Regions from separate parts of the Homo sapiens genome. Here region 2 is linked to region 1. A link is a loop called in an ENCODE intact Hi-C map of the cell type or tissue named here. Cell type or tissue: endothelial cell of umbilical vein. All regions are shown on one strand. Each heading gives the region's core, and the rest is flanking DNA. Links, peaks and the distances in the headings are about the cores only. Region 1 has its middle 17 kb from the start of LINC00477. Region 2 has its middle 130 kb from the start of SOX5-AS1.

Region 1 (5,391 bases), core at 282-5,281:
GAAATAAGAAAAATAGAAGATGCAAATCTTTTTTTTTTTTCCACAACCAAGCGTTCCGGTAATGATTTTCCACTCTTTGCCTATCTTGATGCTTTAAATAGAGCCTAGTTTAAAAATATCTGGTATAATAAAATAAGAAATAGGCAGCTAGCAAATTAGGAAGTAGGTAAAGCTAATTAAAATAATTCTGAAGACTACTGGAGGTACAGTTCTACTAGATTTTTTTTTTTAGAAATGTCAATATTTCAACCTTTTCTGCACAGTATTTTCATAGCTAACTTTGAGCTTAACTTCAATGGCACCACCACACATTTAAACATAACTATCACAGTAATGATATATTCTGATGTCTGGCAGTGCTGCTTATTTAGGCTTCAGCCAGATGCTAAGCCCATGCCGTGTGTTTTTCTTTCTGACAGCCCTATACCAAAGTACAGTGGCCACAGAGGAGAAAACGGAGAAATTAACAACACAATGATGCACCTAGATATTCAACGCAAAGTCATCCTGCTGCAGGGGAGATAGTACTTAAGGAAAAGGCACATATAAGGTGAACTTTCTCTCCCTTTGCCTTAGGCTACCTAATGATGAGAGAAAGCAACATTTTCAGGTTTGCATGAGCTTAATTCCAACTTCCAGGCCAAAGATTGGACCATCTTTTTTTGTTTGTTTGTTTGTTTGTTTTTCTAGTAAGAGGAATAAGGAACTTCAGTTCTGTGAGCAAGTCCTAGCCTCCAGTTCTCTCAGAACTAGTTAATCTGGGTGGAAAAATACTTAGATGTAGCTACCTGTTTATGTTCAAGGTTATAAATTTGCAATGTGATTTTAAAATCTCAGCAACATCCTAAAACAATATAATTAGAATATTATTCCCTGAAAGTCTGTTAATGCAGGTTGATCACCCCTTCCGTCTTTTTTCTAGGTCCTCCCCTACATTAGGGGATCTCTAACGTTGCTTATGTTTTCATTTCTTCACACCTATTTTTACTTCATATATATATATATTTCTCACACTTAACCAGACATAAAACTGAAAAGCATTTTTATTATTTGTTATATTTATTTTTATTATTTGCCATTTTATATTTCAGGCTCTTTTAAAAGTAAACTTGCAATGTAGATAATTATATTTGTCTCTTTACATAGACTTTTTCTTTCTTACTTACGCACCTCATTGTTTATTGTGGCAAGGGGTCCTGATTAGGAGATTTCAACATAAATAAAGGATCTCTATTTCTGTTTCTATAATAAAACAACAGGCCGGGCGCGGTGGCTCACGCCTGTAATCCCAGCACTTTGGGAGGCCGAGGCGGGTGGATCACGAGGTCAGGAGATCAAGACCACGGTGAAACCCTGTCTCTACTAAAAATACAAAAAAAAATTAGCCGAGTGCGGTGGCGGGCACCTGCAGTCCCAGCTACTTGGGAGGCTGAGGCAGGAGAATGGCGTGAACCCGGGAGGCGGAGCTTGCAGTGAGCCGAGATCGCGCCACCGCACTCCAGCCTGGGCTACAGAGCAAGACTCCGTCTCAAAAAAATAAATAAATAAATAATAAATAAATAAATAAAACAAAACGAGATGTGAACCTTGGGGCGTTGACACTGAGAACCTCCAAGAGATGTGATTATAAACAACACTTAAACACTGAAGTTTTTAATAGGTGAGTCCCATGTGAAATGATATTAAATATGTTCTATTGAGTATTTGATTCCGTGAAGAACTAGGTTGCTTTGTAATTTTAAAGGAATTAATACTCATAAACAAAATTTTAAAATTATTTTTAAATACATAAATCCATCTATGGTTTTGGAGTCTCTCTCTCTCTCTCTCTCTCTCTCTCTCTCTCTCTATATATATATATATATATATATCTACTGGAGTACACAAACTTGAGGCCTAAATTTCCTTGTAAAACAAGTTGAATGACATCAAACTTCAAGTTTTATTATTTTATTTATTTATTTTCTGAAATCCATTAAACTTGCTATTCTTGGCAAGTAATAGGAACTTCAGTTACTCCTTCTCCAAGATTTGTCACACGGTTAGATATCAAAAATATAAGGCTTCAGATATCAAAATAGGCACCAATTAAATAAAACTGTACTTTTTTTTTTTTTTTTGAGACGGAATCTCGCTCTGTCGCCCAGGCTGGAGTGCAGTGACGCGATCTCAGCTCATTGCAAGTTCTGCCTCCCAGGTTGATGCCATTCTCCTGCCTCAGCCTCCCCAGGTAGCTGGGACTACAGGCGCCCGCCACCACGCCCGGCTAATTTTTTTTTTTTTTTTTTTTTTTTTTTGTATTTTTAGTAGAGACAGGGTTTCACCGTGTTAGCCAGGTTGTTCTCAATCTCCTGACCTCGTGATCCGCCCGCCTCGGCCTCCCAAAGTACTGGGATTACAGGAGTGAGCCACCGCACCTGGCCAAAACTGTACATTTGTAAAGGGTATTAAAACCTATTGAGAATGTGTATTTTAATATTTATGATTGTGATTTTATTTATTAATGGTTTGTTGTACTTGAAGATACTTACAAAAATACCCTGTTCTATTAAACATATTTAAAATACAAATTAATGAATAAACATAATGTTGTACTTATTGTCTAAGCATGTTGTTCTTTAACTTAGCAGTCACATCTTGGAGTCTGATGCATTGGCACTTTGTGAGTTATGAGACTCACATAATGCATACTTTACCATTCTTATTTTTGCACTCAAAATCCACACTCATACATGTTTGGATACTAAAATTACATGTATAGTTTTTTTTATATACACAAACTCATCATTTTAACCAAGGATATGAGTAATAACAACTACATAGTCATCCAGGGAATGCCATTAAAATCTGGCATAACTAACAGCAACATTTCATTCAAATTCTTTGGTGATTCAGAACACTTGATTAATGCTCTTTCCGTCCCCTCAACAGTGTTTCCTGTTCTTAGCCACATGCACAGCCACAAGCAGAAGCACCCAAACTCTGAAAAAAAAAAGCCATTATTCAAGTAGGACTGGAAACTAAGTCACTCTCAAGAATTCCAGTCACAAATCAAAAATTAGAGGGAGTCAGAGAAATGGAAATACCTGGCTCTCCATTAGAACTGTTTCCAAATATTTATTATGCATCTATTCATCACTGATTAAAAGAAACATTATTAACATGTTTGCTTCAAAGCAATAAAAATCAGCCACCATGAACATTATATAATTTATTTCTGTACAGTGCTACTAACAGAACTTGAGACTTGGTTCCATTTTTAGTCAAGGCTCTCTCGTCAATGACTAACAGAAGCAACAGAAGCCCAAATTAAATTGTCATATTGACGGTCCTGGGCTATGCTATTTGGCAACTCTGGTGAGTGGAATCTCCCAGCATACTAGGAAGGCACGGTGAAAACTGACATTTACATCAGACCGTGGCTACTCAGATTGCATATGGTAAAGAGAGTTATTGACAGTGGAACCATATTTTAGGCCATATTTTAGGTAGCTGCTGCTACCCATTAGACACAATTTTATTTTTATGTAATATAATTTCATTTCCCCAACAATGGCTAAATAATGGGTGGCATCAAACAAAATGAGGACCTCTGTCAAAAGGAGTCAACTCTTGGGTGGAGATGATTGTCTTTATCATGTGCTTTAAAGTTGGAATAGAGGCTCTTGCTCTCTAAATTCAGTCTTCATTGTCATGTGAAATCTGCCAGTAATAATTCCTTCTATTAGTGTACATCTTCAGATGAATGTTTTTAACACAAATAATTTAGAGAGGGATGCCCAAATTACTCAACATCTTCAAGCATATGAATTGTCAGATGTTTTATTCATTCATTAATTTTTTTCATTCATTCACTCACCTCTTTTATGCCTACCACTGAAATTTATAGACCACCATCTACATGTCATGCATGCTTCTATGTGGTGAAAATCTTGAGGAGTGTCCTTGAGTGGCCACCTCCGGTTAGCAGCAGAATACCAAGCTGGTAGTAGTACCCAAAGCAGGGAAAGAGGCACAGGAAAGGGAAAAGACATTTGCCAAATCCGACTCTGCTACTTCACAGCTTTGCCTAAAACTGGCAATGGTGGTCCCCACAGGTGTCCAACCCCAACCACAACTGGTGAAGTATGCAAAAGCTGCCTTGAAAAAGGGAAGTCGACTTCGGAAATACAGGATTCTCTAGAGTCATTTCATTGGTTGAGAACAAATTTTCATTAGCATTTAAAAAATGTTATGCACTAAATGCTTTAGTGGCAGAATCCAGTTAGTTTCATGGAGAAAATGCTCAACATACTAAGATGTACGTGTTCAGCAAGTCTAAAGTTGAGAATTTCATCATCTTGATCAAACCAACTCCTCTAATTTTGTTAAGTGGTTACAAACACAAGACCTGAAACCTCAAAATCACCTTCCTATACATTCCAATCTCATTCTCACGTCCCATATTGCATTATTGACCACGTTTTTTTGTTTTCAGTCTCCTTTTACAATCCTGTTGTTCTTCCCTGTGTGCCATCTCATTCTAAGTTAATATATTACCAACTTATTTCCCTGCTGTCAGTGTTTTTTGCCTTCCTAACCCTTCTGAAAACTGCCACTATAGTATCATTTTGATCATGTTGTTCACACTTTTGGTGCAATGTAAAGACTTCTAAAACTTAGCTTCAGACCCTTCTTGTACCTCAATTACAATTTGTGCTGCCACAGGCCTTTGACCCTGCTGAGCTTCAGAGAAAATCCTAACTCCTTAGCATGGTACACATGTATGTTTATTGCAGCACTGTACACAATAGCAAAGACTTGGAACCAACCCAGATGCCCATCAATGATAGACTGGATAAAGAAAATCTGGCACATATACACCATGGAATACTAAGCAGCCATGAAAAAAGGATGAGTTCATGTCCTTTGCTAGGACATGGATGAAGCTGGAAACTATCATTCTCAGCAAACTAACACAGAAACAGAAATCCGAACACGGCACGTTCTCACTCATAAGTGGGGGTTGAACAATGAGAACACATGGACACAAGGAGGTGAACATCACACACCGGGGCCTGTCGGCGGGGGTGGAGGCTAGGGGAGGGATAACATTAGGAGAAATACCTAATGTAGATGACGGGTTGATGGGTGCAGCAAACCACCATGGCACATGTATACCTATGTAACAAACCTACATGTTCTGCATATATATCCCAGAACTTAAAGTATAATAAATAAAAATAAATAAATAAATAAAAATTGTCCATGTCTATTTTGCCATCTTTTTATGTATAGCCACTCATTTTAAGGCTTCTGTTTCAGTCAAAATTGTTTACTCACCACTTCTAAATCACTCTTCATTTTTCTCCTTCCCTATATGGCTCATAATGGTTTTACAAACGCATACAT
Region 2 (5,391 bases), core at 131-5,130, 250 kb after region 1:
TAACAATAAAAATGATACTTTAAGTATAGAGGAAAGGAATTAAGCTGTTCTTTCAACCTAGGTACCTAAAGGCCACTCCAATTCACTGCCTCTCTACAAACTGCTAATGATCTGGCACTGCCTCTTAGAAAGATTTCAGAACTCCTTTCAAATTCTTAACTCTTTTTCTAGGAGTCACTGGAATATTCCCATATATAACTAGGAGGCATATTTATAATCACTGATAGAGATATTCGATAATTTACGTGTCTGTTCTGGGTCAAATTTTTTTGCTAGGCTGGGAATACAATGGTCTACAAGACAGAGATGGGGGTACAGATGATAAAGTACAGAATCGTGACTGCTGAGCAAGTTTATATAGTTTTTTTAAATTTTAATTTAATCTAGATACTCTACAAGACAGTAGATAGATGGTATGTAAATTTCCAGACTGCATGGAAAAATCCTGTAGTATAACAATATAAAGGATAATCAGTTGTATAATTTGAGGTAATATCTACCACTTATTGAGTTCTTTCTTTTCTTTTCTTTTCTTTTTTGAGATAGAGTCTCGCTCTTGCTCTGTTGCCCAGGCTGGAATGGAGTGGTATGAACTCAGCTCACTGCAACCTCCAGCTCCTGGGCTCGAGGCAATTCTCATGCCTCAGCCTCTCAGGTAGCTGGGATTACAGGCGTGTGTGCACCATCATACTCGGCTAATTTTTATATTTTAAGTAGGGACAGGGTTTCGTCATGTTGGCCAGGCTAGTTTTGAACTACTGGCCTCAAGTGATCCACCTGCCTTGGCCTCCCAAAAAGCTAGGACTACAGGCATGAACCACTGCACCTAGCCTTATTTAGTGTGTTCTATGTCCTAGATATGGTCATTTAATGCTCACACACATATACACACCACCTCCATAAGTGGATTCCCTTATCTCCATTTTTCTCATAAAAAAGCTAAGGTTAAAAGCTGACCAGGCCAGGCGCAGTGGCTCATGCCTGTAGTCTCAGCACTAAGGGAGGCCAAAGCAGGAGGCTCGCTTGAGCCCAGGAGTTTGAGACCAGCCTGGCCAACACAGGAATAACCCATCTCTATAAGAAATACAAAAATTAGCTGGGCATGGTGGCACGTGCCTATAGGCCCACCTACTCGGAAGGCTGAGGTGGGAGGATTCTTGAGCCTGGGAGGTTGAGGTTGCAGTGAGCTGTGATCGTGCACTCCATCCTGGGTGACAGAGTAAGACACACTCCATCCTGGCCCACAGAGTAATACCCTGTCTCAAAGCAAAACAAAACAAAACAGAACAAACAAACAAAAAATGACCAAAGTCACTGGAGCAAGTAAGAAAGAGGGAGCAGATCTCTGTGCTGGCTGGGCCCTACGCCCTACTAAGTTCTAAGGTTTCTACAGAAGGAACAAACAAGAGCCTTTTCAGTGTTGGCACTTTCAATAGTCAGTGCTCAATGAATAGGATATTAAATTTTCCTTGATTCTGTTGCCTGTTTTAATTACAGACTACATCAAAACCATTTCAGAAAGAATCTGTTCCATCTTTTAGATTGGTTTCTCAATCTCCTTTGGCAATTTTGTCTCCAAAACTGCCCCAGAAATAAGAAAATGAATGCATGAGCAAAGGTAGATAGAAACATGCTAAAATGGAAATATAGAAAGAAAAAGTGTCAGCAAAGATGTGGAGAAATTGGAACTCGTATGCACTGTGGGTGGGAATGTAAAATGATATAGCTGCTGTCTAACACAGTACAGCAGTCCCTCAAAGAGTTAAACATATTATTTACCATACAATCCAGCAATCCCCCTTCTGTGTATATATCTCCAGAAGAATTGAAAGCAAGGTTTCAAAGAGCTATTTGTACATTTATGTTAATGAAAGCATAATTTACAATAGCTAAAAGTAGAGGCAACCAAAGTGTCCATTGGTGGATAAATGGATAAACAAAAGGTGTTATGTACATACAACAGAATATTACTCAGCTTTAAAAAGGAAGGAAATTCTGACACATGCTATTATATGAATAAGCCTTGAGGAAATGATGCTAAGTCAGATAAGCTAGTCACTAAAAGACAAATACTGTCTTTGAGAGTATTCCATTTATGTGGGGTACCTAAAGCAGTCAAAATCATAGAGACAGACAGAATGGTGGTTGCCAGGGGGTGGAGGGAGGAGAGAAAATTGACTTATTGTCAAAGGGCTATAGACCTTCAGTTTTGAAGGATGAAAAAGTTCTGGAGATTGGTTGCACAGCAATATGAATGTACTTAATGTGACTAAACAGTCCACTTAAAAATGGTTAAGGTGGTACTTTTTGTGTTCTGCATATTTTACCACATGAACAGTTTTTTAAAGGAAGTACAGACAGAGGGGAACTGGGGAGAGGGGATGAGTTAGATGAATTGTTTAGCAAAGACGTCTCTGAGACATGAACCATGCTGAGAAGCCAGCTCCGTCAAAAGCCAAGGAGCGAAATATCTCCAGACAGAGGGATCCACAAATCTAAATCCGTCAGTTGAGAAAGAGCTGGGTATGTTTAAATGAAAAGGAAGCTGTATTAGTCCATTCTCACACTGCCAATAAAGGCGTACCTGAGACTGGGTAATTTATAAAGGAAAGAGGTTTAATGGACTCACAGTTCCACATGGCTGGAGAGGCCTCACAGTCATGGTGGAAGGTGAAGAAGGAGCAAAGGCATGTCTTACATGGCAGCAGGCAAGAGAGCATGTGTAGGGAAACTGCCCTTTATAAAACCATGAGATCTCATGAGACTTACTATCACAAGAACAGCATGAGAAAACCCGCCCCCATGATTCAATTACTTCCTACTGGGTCCCTCCCATGACACATGGGGATTATGGGAGCTACAATTCAAGATAAGATTTGAGGGGGACACAGCCAAAGCATATCAGAAGTCAACAGAGCAGGCTGGGTGTGGTGTCTCATGCCTGCAATCCCAGCACTTTGGGAGGCCAAGTCAGGCAGAGTCACCTGAGGTCAGGAGTTCCAGACCAGCCTGGCCAACATGGTGAAACACCGCCTCTACTAAAAGTACAAAAATTAGCCAGGCATGGTAGCATGTGCCTGTAATCCCAGCTATTCGGGAGGCTGAGGCAGGAGAATCACTTGAACCTGGGAGGTAGGGGTTACAGTGAGCCAAGATCACGCCACTGCTCTCCAGCCTGGGCAACAGAGTGAGCCTCCATCTCAACAAATAAATAAATAAATAAATAAATAAATAAATAGGAGTCAATAGAGCTGCAACATAGAGGCATGTGATGAGCTTGAAGCAAGGTAGGCGGGGTCTGGTTATAGAAGGACCAGTAGACATACAAGAATTTGGGACTGCATTATCATGACATTTTGGCTTTATTTCCAAAGACTCTGTGTCTTAGGAGATCGCAAACTTTAGAGTATCCATTTTATTTTGAAACTGGTAATTGGCACACTTCTTAATGCCATGATTCAAATATCTCTCATTGCACAAAGACTCATTTTAAAAATATTCAGAAGTGGTGTGTTAACTTGGTGAATTTCTGTTTTTTTTTTTTTTTTTTTTTGATTAGCTGTATTATCTCTGAAGAAATTGCAACCTGAAAAAAATTCCCTTTATATCCGTCTGTCTTGGCAAAATAGCAGTGAACCACTACTTAACACACTGCATTCATTTTATACTTGAAAGTACTTCAAAGCATCTCTGGAAGTTTTCTGGGGCCAGGTCGGTTCATCAATCCTTACTACAGTGATTTCAGAGACTCTGGAGGCCCTAGTTTAAGTAATTAGTATTGCTAACTTTGCTAAAACCTGTCTAGCACTGCACTTAGCAGTGCCAATTCATGACAGATAGTTTAATACTGTAGTCACATCCTACAGTTGTTAACATACAGAATTTAAAAGTTTGTCAAAGTGGCAGCTGTCATCATTTAGATACATTTTCTTAAGTATGTTTTTAAAAAGTGAAAGTTGCTTAAATTCAAACATATTTTATCGTTAAATCCCCTTACACATTTATTTCCTATGATGAAAATGTCATTATTTAAAGAATTGATAACTCTGATTTCAAGAAATTCTATTGTATATTATTGTGATTATAGTTAATGAGAATTTTTTTTGCTTGAAAATTGCTTAGAGAGTAGATTTTAAGTGTTCTCATCACAAAAAAATAAGCATGTGAGGTAATGCACATATTAATTAGCTTGATTTAGCTGTTCCATAGTGTGTGTAGTCATCCCTGGTTATCCTTGAAGGATTGGTTCCAGCACCCCAGCAGATACCAAATTTCAAGGATGCTCAAGGTCCTTGATATAAAATGGTATAGTATTGCACGTCCTCCCTTATACTTTAAATTATATCTAGATTAACATATACTAGCAAATACAATGCCTGTACATCACTTCATTCACATGGATTCAACTTAGTACTTGGTGCATGGCAAATGCAAGTTTTGCTTTTTGGAACTTTGGAATTTTTTTCCCCAAATATTTTCTATCCTAGATTGCTGAATCCATGAATGCAGAACCCACAAATATGGAGGGCTGACTGTATTTATCAAACATCAGGTTGTATACCACAATTTTTTTTTATTATACTTTAAGTTCTAGGGTACATGTGCACAACGTGCAGGTTTGTTACATATGTATACATGTGCCGTGTTAGTGTGCTGCACCCATTAACTCGTCATTTACATTAGGTATATCTCCTAGTGCTGTCCCTCCCCCATCCCCCCACCCCACGACAGGCCCTGGTGTGTGATGTTCCCCTTCCTGTGTCCAAGTGTTCTCATTATTCAATTCCCACCTATGAGTGAGAACATGCGGTGTACACCACAAATTTTTACAAATTTTGTCAATTAAAGAAAAAGCCAGGCACGGTAACTGATGCCTGTAATCCGAGCACTTTGGGAGGCCAAGGCGGGTGGATCACAAGGTCAGGAGTTTGAGACCAGCCCGGCCAGCATAGTGAAGCCCCGTCTCTACTAAAAGTACAAAAATTAGCTGGACATGGTGGCACGCACCTGTAGTCCCAGCTACTTGGGGAGGCTGAGGCAGGAGAATTGCTTGAATCTGGGAGGCGGAGGTTGCAATGAGCTGATATCACGCCACTGCACTCCAGCCTAGGCAACAGAGTGAGACTCCATCTCAAAAAAAAAAAAAAAAGTACTCCAAAAATAAAGTATTGATAACTCTGAAGAAGACCTATCCATTTGAATAGACTGTGAATACATTTATGCTATATTCTGCATAGTACATTTTTCTATTTCATATATGTTTGGAAATTTTATCCTCCTTTGAAATATTTTTCCCTGCTATTCAAGGTTCAGCTTGGCACAATGGTTCTAAAAGACTTCTCATCTGACTTTTCTTACCACATCTCACATGACATTTGTCTCAGATTATCA

What was found. Peaks named below come from ENCODE experiments on the same cell type or tissue, not always from the same donor. Only the 100,000 strongest peaks of a DNase experiment are listed, where the experiment ranks them.
Region 2: it touches region 1 in a loop (9-fold over the local background); 3 of 110 quality-filtered maps call a loop at or near these places.

Annotation. Positions count from the first base shown.
Region 1 is chr12:24,598,662-24,604,052 of GRCh38, reverse strand. No RefSeq gene overlaps it. Among named protein-coding and RNA genes, the nearest start is that of LINC00477, 17 kb to the right of the region's middle. In endothelial cell of umbilical vein, for the core only: no CTCF peak of the experiment used is centred there; a DNase peak (open chromatin) is centred at 2,882; H3K27ac peaks cover 962 bases.
Region 2 is chr12:24,346,212-24,351,602 of GRCh38, reverse strand. It overlaps a transcript of SOX5 not described here. Among named protein-coding and RNA genes, the nearest start is that of SOX5-AS1, 130 kb to the right of the region's middle. In endothelial cell of umbilical vein, for the core only: no CTCF peak of the experiment used is centred there; a DNase peak (open chromatin) is centred at 2,052; H3K27ac peaks cover 1,668 bases.